Linked DNA regions of Homo sapiens: region 2 is linked to region 1. A link is a loop called in an ENCODE intact Hi-C map of the cell type or tissue named here. Cell type or tissue: endothelial cell of umbilical vein. All regions are shown on one strand.

Region 1 (4,000 bases):
TCCAATAAACATTATTTATGTGTAATATTCACTACAGCTACACATTCTCAACTCTTTGAAGATCAGCTATTTTTCCTGTTGAGCAATTCATTAGTCATGGTTCTGGTCTTGAGAAAGCGCATGTGGAGCTGAAACCTTACCTTTCCTTCCCTAAGAGAACCAATGTCACCCACTCTGCAGTCACGATTGGATAACTGAAAATCTTGTAAAGAGAAAAAAATGTTGCTTGAAGGCCTCAAATCCTAGACATGTTTCTGATTCAATTTGGTCAATTATTTTTTTCTCTTTGTGATACAAGTATATAAATACTGATTCTGTAGCCTAATAAATGAACTGAGTGTGAACTCCTTGATGAAGACTCTTTCATGATAGTGATTAATGGGCTGCAAATATTTTGAAATAAAAACCTGAAACCACAAACTAGTCATATAGTTGGCTAAATATTTTGTTTGGGTGCTCACATCTAACCTACAGATAACCTTGTGTTAACCCTGTATTCCAAACCAAGAAGGAAAGGCTGGGGTTTTCAAGAGGGCGATTTGTGGTTTGGGTTTGGTCTGTCTGAAAAGAGCTGTGGCTCACAGTCTTAACGAGGTTCGTCTTCCAAGTCTCTGACCAACTGAGCAGAGGTTCTCACAGAAGCAAGTTGTGACAGCTGGAATTTGGCATCCACAGCTTCTTAGAAAAGGCTGCTGATCCCAGACTGATAGTTTTAAAACCTTAAAACAAGACTGTTACCATTCTTGAAATTTGTTTCAGCAGGCGCCAGGGAGGAATGTTACTGCCCCTCATTGCTAGACGGGAGTCTCGTCCCAGCATAACTGAAGATCTTCTGGGCTCTGGGCTCCTGCCTCATTCAGAGATTATGTTTCCCTGTCTGTGGCAGGATGCTGGCAAAACCACATGCTTTGTTTAAACATATGGAACGAGTGGTAAGATCAGCAAAGGCCCTTAAAGCCAATGTCAAAAGGCCATCACCATATGAGAGAACTGAGCAAAATGCACTGAGGACAAGCAATTTGTCTGAATCTTGCAGAAGTAGCTTTTAAATCCTTTATAAAAAATTAAGATTTATTTTTGAATTTTGATACATCTTGTCCAGCTTGTAATTTGTTCACTCTCATGCAAAAGAAAGCATACATATGCTATTAACTCTTGACTATGTAGAATATAAAACTCACTTTGTAGGTGATTCATGGTCTTTCATTTCCCTCTTTAATTTTTCATTTTTTCTAATGCTTTAGGACTAAATTATTTCTTCTATCAAAAAAATAAAAGTCAGCAAGGAATAAGAAACTAAATGTTTCCTTCTTTGTAGCATCTTTGAGAAAAACAACTCTCAACCCTGGAGCACGACTTTGTGATTGGTGACAGTTAAAGACCATAAAATATTTATGTGAGGATATGTAATTTTTTCTAATATTTCAGCTTCTTGTTCTGTCACTTACTAGTGTGTGATCATGGGCAAGACTCCAAACCTCTAGAAGCCTAAATTCCCTACAGTAAACAATAATAATAAAGTTACGTGTTGGTTGTGTGGATTTAATGACTAAATATGAAAATATTATTTGAAAACAATAAAATAAGTGTTACATTATATTGTTATAATCTTTGCTCATGGTAATTCAATGAAATCTTTATATTTTCTGATATTTATAAAATAGAATTTAAAATTATAATATTGATAGATTTATTAAGTTAAATAAAAGTTTTATTTTTAAGTCACACAAAATTGAGAAGGAAAAAGAAAATAGCAAACCGTGAAGAGTTAGACCAGGCCAGTTGGAGTCAGAACTTTAATAATTACCTCCTAGAAGCTGGAGGGGTCAGCCAAGAGGTACTTCTGGTACTGTGGGACTCCAGCATGCCCCAATGGCTCAGGAAGGAATCCTGGGCTTGAAATTTCAATTGCTTTAGTCATCATCCCTTTCAGTGTCAGTGAAAGCCAACTGTAAGGACAAATTCACAGAAAGAGTTAACAGGATGAGGGCAAATAAAGACCCAGGATTGAACTCTGGGGGTAGGGAAGGAACAGTATTTAAGGAATGCTTGGAAAAATATGACTATCCAAACCTGAGAAGCAATACCTAGCAAATTAGGAGGAAAACCTAGACTGAATGGTTTTTCTGAGACCTAATGGGCAAAATTCCAGCAAGGAAAATGTAGTCATTTGTTGTGCTGTCAATGCCACTGAGAAGTCAAATAAGATGAAAACTGGAAAAGGTACCGTAAAGAGGCCAGTAATGAGATTGTATGAGCAGCTTAAATGAAATGAGGGAAGGGTCTAGATTTCAGTGAGTTGAGGTTGGACTAACAATGAAGTAAAGAAAGACAGCAAATGTGGAACACTCCTCATCTTTTTGTTTTAAGGCAGGAGACACTTGATATTGAAAAAATATCTTTAGATAAATGAGAAAGAAAGTGCAATCCCAGGAGAAAAAGAAGGATCACTGATGGAGTAAGTTCTCTTAGGAGCTGAGAGGGTGAAATACTGTGCATTGGCAGGAAGATTAGATATGAGGTGGAGAGAGAAAGAATGGAGGGAGATCAGGATAGTACAGACAGGGAAGTTTACAGGTTTAGAAGCAGGAAAGAAATTGAGCATCTCTATTTTATATATGAAATACTCAACCTTAGTATGCTGCTATATATATTATATTTAGTATATTTCAACAGAGCTCAATGCAATGAAAATAAAATGGGAAAACTTAATTTGAGCTATTCATCTTTATAGTTAAATAGTGACCAAAAGAGGTGCAGAAACAAAACACTATAAATAACTGTTTGCTCATACATTTCAATTAATATATTGAGAGCTTAAGAAGTGTCAGAAAGTTTGTTTTTACTGAGGGTACAAAAGAAAAAGTGAGATTTAGTTCCAACATGAAGGATAATAACTAACCGTACAAGGCTATGGCTTGACTGTAAGAATTCTTAACATCAGAATGGACTCCTTGCAAGAAAATCAAGTATTTTACAGCTAGCTGGAAAGCACCATGGTTACTGTTTTGTCTGGGACTATTTAATAACTAAGCATGGACCTGTTGCCTGGGTGGGGATTGACAATGTGTCTTGTTCAGGCAATGAATCTCTAGAACACTTCTGAGGCATTTAAGACTATGAAATTGAATCTTGTGTGGCATAAAATCAGTCCCACAAATTTAAAAGCAGGACAGAATGTAGATATCCCCCAATATTTTTACAATGTGCAGAATCTTACAAAACAATACATGTAATATTGTTTCTATACTACTCATAGATGATTAGTATTATAACAAAGAAAGCTGTTAATACTTAAGTTTAGTATATTTGGGTTGAGATACCTTTATTGAGAAATGAATTTGCCTTTTGGGAAGTTATTCTAAATATCCAGGAGCATGTGTGTGTGTGTGTGTGTGTGTGTGTGTGTGTGTGTGTATTCCATTATAAAAACTTTAAATAAGCTCAGTGAACATTGAAATTTACCATGCAAGTATATAATATTAATTTTCAGTAGCTTACACTTTGATATATATTTACTAGATAGAATTAACTAAATCGTTCTCCTAATAGCAAAACTTTAACTTGTGAATTAGTGTAAGATCATTTTAGTTCCACTCTGATTTTTACATTGATTAACAAGACATGGAAATTGTAAATTAAATTCTTAGAAAAATTTAGGAATTGTCCCATAAAATTATCTGTGTGTGTGTGTTTGTGTATTCTTAGAATTGTAAAAAGCCTGTAAGAAACGAGATGTTTTGAATTAGTCTGAAATTAGTATTCAATAGCAGGTATGTGCTTTTGTAAGAATGTGTTAGGTCCCAATGTCTTAATTTTGATATTCAATTGAATGTTTGCTGTTTTAGACTTGTGTCTTTTGTTTCCTATTTTTCTTCCTGTTAAGAGTTACAGATTTTCTGGGAGGTTTCAGCCCAGTATAAAAGAGAAGCTCTGTCTACATGTAATAAATGCACACAAATACACACATGTATAGATACTTGAGCAACTACCATGCTAT
Region 2 (4,000 bases), 340 kb before region 1:
ATATTATCCTATGAAAGTCATTTAGTTATTTTAATTATTTTCATGACACTACCCCCAACAGCTTTCAATTTATTCACAGCTAGTGGGCATCTTTCAGACTATAAATAGTTGTAAATCCCTACAGGGCGAACTTTTTGAGAATTATTTTATCTGGGTTCTTAGAAAGCTTCATATGACTATCTTTTGATGTGCTATTTTAATCCTAATGGAGGAAATTAATATTATTGGAATAATACATATATAAGCTGTATAACTAAACAGCATGGTCATTTTAGTTGATTATTGACCTCTACCACCTCCATTCCTTCTGCCCTTCTGGTTAAAAGCTCGAGAGAGAGAGGAGAGGGAGTTAGTTCTGCTATTACATATTTTCTTCATGTTGGATTGAAGGTCATTATTTTGAACTCATAATTGCCCCTTGGTCTCTCAAACCCCATTAAGCTTAATGGTCTGATTTAATTTGCTTGGCTGGTCTTTACTCTAAAAATACCTTCTACTCCTCCTGCTTTTCCTTCCCTGATATGAACAGACAAAGCCTGGTTTTAATCCATGTTACATAAAATTTCCAGAGGAACCAATGAACATTCTATTCATGACAAAGATTTATAGCAATGCCTCTTCCACTTCATCAAAGAGTGCGATTGCATGGCACATACAGAGTGGGCAGACAGATTTTAATGATGCAATTACCAAAGTTTACCTCTCTGGCTGGTGTAAAAACTGGGCCAACAGGAGTTAAATGTTCCCTCCACAGGAGATCAGGGACAGAATTTTGAATGTCAACTTCTTCCTTACTGAGCTACTACATGTTTTCTTTTATACTTCTTCTACTTCCCTCCTCCCTACCCCACCTCCCATCAAGAGACTTATCTTCCACATTCTCACTGCTGTATTGGTTCAAATCTGCCTTGGACTCTCCTAAAAGTTCTCACAGTGCTGACAGGTCAGTGTAACAGTTTTCCATTAGTAAAGTCCGCATGCATAATTAAAAGGAACTTAGGAGACAAAACCATGAACTTGATACTTGTTATCATTATTCAAAATAGGTAGTTTGAGTTTTAAATCTAGAAAATTCTGACTTTTGCCAACAACAGAAAGAAAGTCCGCAGTTGAATAAACCTATTTTTTTAAAGAGAATAGCAAAAGGAAAACAAAGGCATCTTACAATTAACTTTTTGTTTTGATATTTGTTTAATGATTTGTTTTATTTTTTAAAAAATTCCAGACCAGTCAAATCTATACAATTTCATATTGATTTTTCAAAATTCAGTATCATTCAACACTTATTCATTTCTTTTCAGAACGTTTCTCTTAAATAAAGGTATAGTTTTCTCATTTTAAAGATGTAGTAATTTGTTAAAAGAATCCAGAAAAGTAATATTTACCTACAGAGTCGGAAATCAAGAAATTAGTTGATTTCAAAAGGCCTCCGTTAAGTACGTACTGAAAAGACACATGATACAATGTAAACACTTCCCTTGGGTTTTTATTAATTTTGTTTTATTTCATTTTCTAGACTTTTCCATTTGTCTTTTGGGCTGTATGTACATCAGTGAATGCTAGGAGCGCGGTTGGTCAAATAATGATATGCATATGGATCCCTGTAGGTGGCGCTGCAATCCTGCAAGAATAATTCTAGAGCCACCAACAGGTCTCCATTATGGTCTACCCAGATACTGATTTGGGACGCCTTCAGAAAATGGAAACGCTAATGAAAAATTAGTTAAATTTAACCAACAGTGATTTGTCCAATTTAAAATTAAAAAGGGAAATCATGTAGAACAAACCTAGGCATAAATATAAGCACGTACAACACATTTTAAACATCAACACTAAGTCTTCCTTAACCCTAATACTTCCAAATAATCTTTTTTAGAACCCTTGGCAACCCCAGTTTACACACACTGAAAAACGACAGTGCAATAAGAAAGATTGCATTGGCTTCTTCAACTGAGTAGTCAAAAGCATAGAATGATATTGAGAGTAATCTAAAAAAAAAATAAGCCTTTTCTAGGCTTAATTTTTATAATTTTTATAATATAATAAAATTATTAAATCTGCCAAATAACAGAAATACTTTCCCATGTTAGCACTTTAAATATTTTTAATTCTTTATATATTTGAGACTTATAGAGTGAAACAAAAATACAAAGAAAAATTTTATTAGTTGAATCAAAGCCTTAAGTTCATGATTTGTAAGGGGAGGAAGCACAAAAAAGTATCTGACTTTTTGATAGACTTGACACAGAAGTCAATGGAGACTTGCAGTTTACGTCAGGGTTTCTCAATCTTGGCATTGTTTACATTTGGAGACAGACAATTCTTTGTCATGGGGGGCTGTGCATTGTAGGATGTGTAGCAGTATCCTTAGTCTCTACCCACTAGATGCCAGTAGCACTCCCCCACCCCACTCCCAGTTTGTAACAACCAGAAATGTCTCCAGACACTGCCAAATATCCCTTGGAGGACAAAATTGCTCCTGAGTGAGAACCATTGGTCTATAGTTATGTATTTTTTTATACACAAAGGAAGAAGTATGTTGGAAGCGTGTCCTGTGATAAGCTATTCATAAAAATAGTAAGAGTTTGTTTTCTAATTAATTAATGTCCCAGAGGACCTAGAAACTTTGAGTATTCATCAACATAGACACAGTAACTCATCTCTATCACTTCAATACACCAAGGCATGCATATATTGTCTTCATCAAGTTTACATGCATGTTTCTTGTTTGAAATAACTGACTACTGTTTAAAGCTTTATCAAACAATGTAATGGTTAATGGAGTACCTACCATATTAAAATATTTGGGATTATACCTATTATGTATGCTTTCAGAAGATTACTGGAACATAATCTTCAAATAATAGTGGTTAATGAATTTTCTGGTGCTTTTTTAGGTATTTACTTAGAATAACATTGGAATCACTCACCATATTCTTCAATTTGAAGATTAATAATACTCTTGGAATATGACAAAAAATACACTATTCATGGGGTTTACATATTTTGGAGAACTAAAAATGTTATGCATCAATTTACATCAGATGCCTAGGGCATCTCTTTGCATAGCATGTTAGAATTTGAAGAGACATGCGAAATAATCTTACGTCCGGCCACTTTAGTGGTTTTGAAACTGAGGCTTACGGAGGTTAAATAGTGTCCTCAAAATAGCACAGCGAGAGAAAGTTCTGTGACTAGATCCCAGGTGTCTGGAATGCTTTCCAGTGGCTTCTTCGCCATGTCATGCTTATGGTGGAAGATGGCATCTCAGCTCTGGGTCTACATTTAATCTATTTCTGTATTTTGAATTTAATAATATCAATGCATAAAATACTGGCTTGCCTAGTTATATTATCAAAATATCGTTTAAAACCTTAAGACCCTGTTTGTTAGTTCAGGTCCACCAGACTGCCTACTTAAATAAAACAAGTAAAAATGATGGTGAGAAATTCTTAAGTACCTGTTTGATGAAATATCACTTGATAATTCTGGAAAGCTTTCCTGTTTATTTGAATATTATAGCATTGCTGAAATTGGAATTAAATGAATGCCTGATGTTGATTTTCTTAAAAAAAGAAAAATTCTGTTGCATATTTATTGCTACACTTATTTGTAATAAAGTGTGATAAATTCTCTCAAACATGACTACAAGGCCTGCCATAGCATGTGTTTTGTCATTGCTGTTCAAGTTTACCAGGTGCTGTGTGATAGTTCAATTACCCAATACCTATTTATAAAATCAAAATATTGCAAAATGTTTGTTCCTTCAGCTTTGGGCTCAATTATAAGAAATGCGAAAGCTGAAATTCTTTTGAGATATTTGATTAAAATAGGACCATCAGATAATCCACAACATAAATAAAGTATTTTTTGATGTTCATCAAAATAAAAATTGATAAAAAGTACTCTTGTCGGGATGCTGCAGACCTAGGAAGGTGGTCTCAGTTTGAGATGAGCTATTCTAATAACAATTCCTTGCCATTTATAAAGAATGATAAAA

What was found. A loop is a pair of places that touch in the nucleus more often than their neighbours do. Peaks named below come from ENCODE experiments on the same cell type or tissue, not always from the same donor. Only the 100,000 strongest peaks of a DNase experiment are listed, where the experiment ranks them.
Region 2: it touches region 1 in a loop (7-fold over the local background); 8 of 110 quality-filtered maps call a loop at or near these places.

The regions. Positions count from the first base shown.
Region 1 is chr6:113,120,307-113,124,306 of GRCh38, forward strand. LOC105377956 (a long non-coding RNA gene) reads right to left here. Exons shown (of 4, transcript XR_942894.1): 4 at 1,816-1,949. Among named protein-coding and RNA genes, the nearest start is that of LINC02518, 310 kb to the right of the region's middle. In endothelial cell of umbilical vein, a CTCF peak has its summit at 1,828; DNase peaks (open chromatin) are centred at 335, 665 and 1,985; H3K27ac peaks cover 3,208 bases.
Region 2 is chr6:112,779,078-112,783,077 of GRCh38, forward strand. The region is part of intron 1 of LOC107986634 (a long non-coding RNA gene); the gene reads right to left. Among named protein-coding and RNA genes, the nearest start is that of RFPL4B, 430 kb to the left of the region's middle. RefSeq lists a silencer at 1,611-1,720. In endothelial cell of umbilical vein, a CTCF peak has its summit at 1,610 (motif pointing right); DNase peaks (open chromatin) are centred at 1,624 and 2,364; H3K27ac peaks cover 245 bases.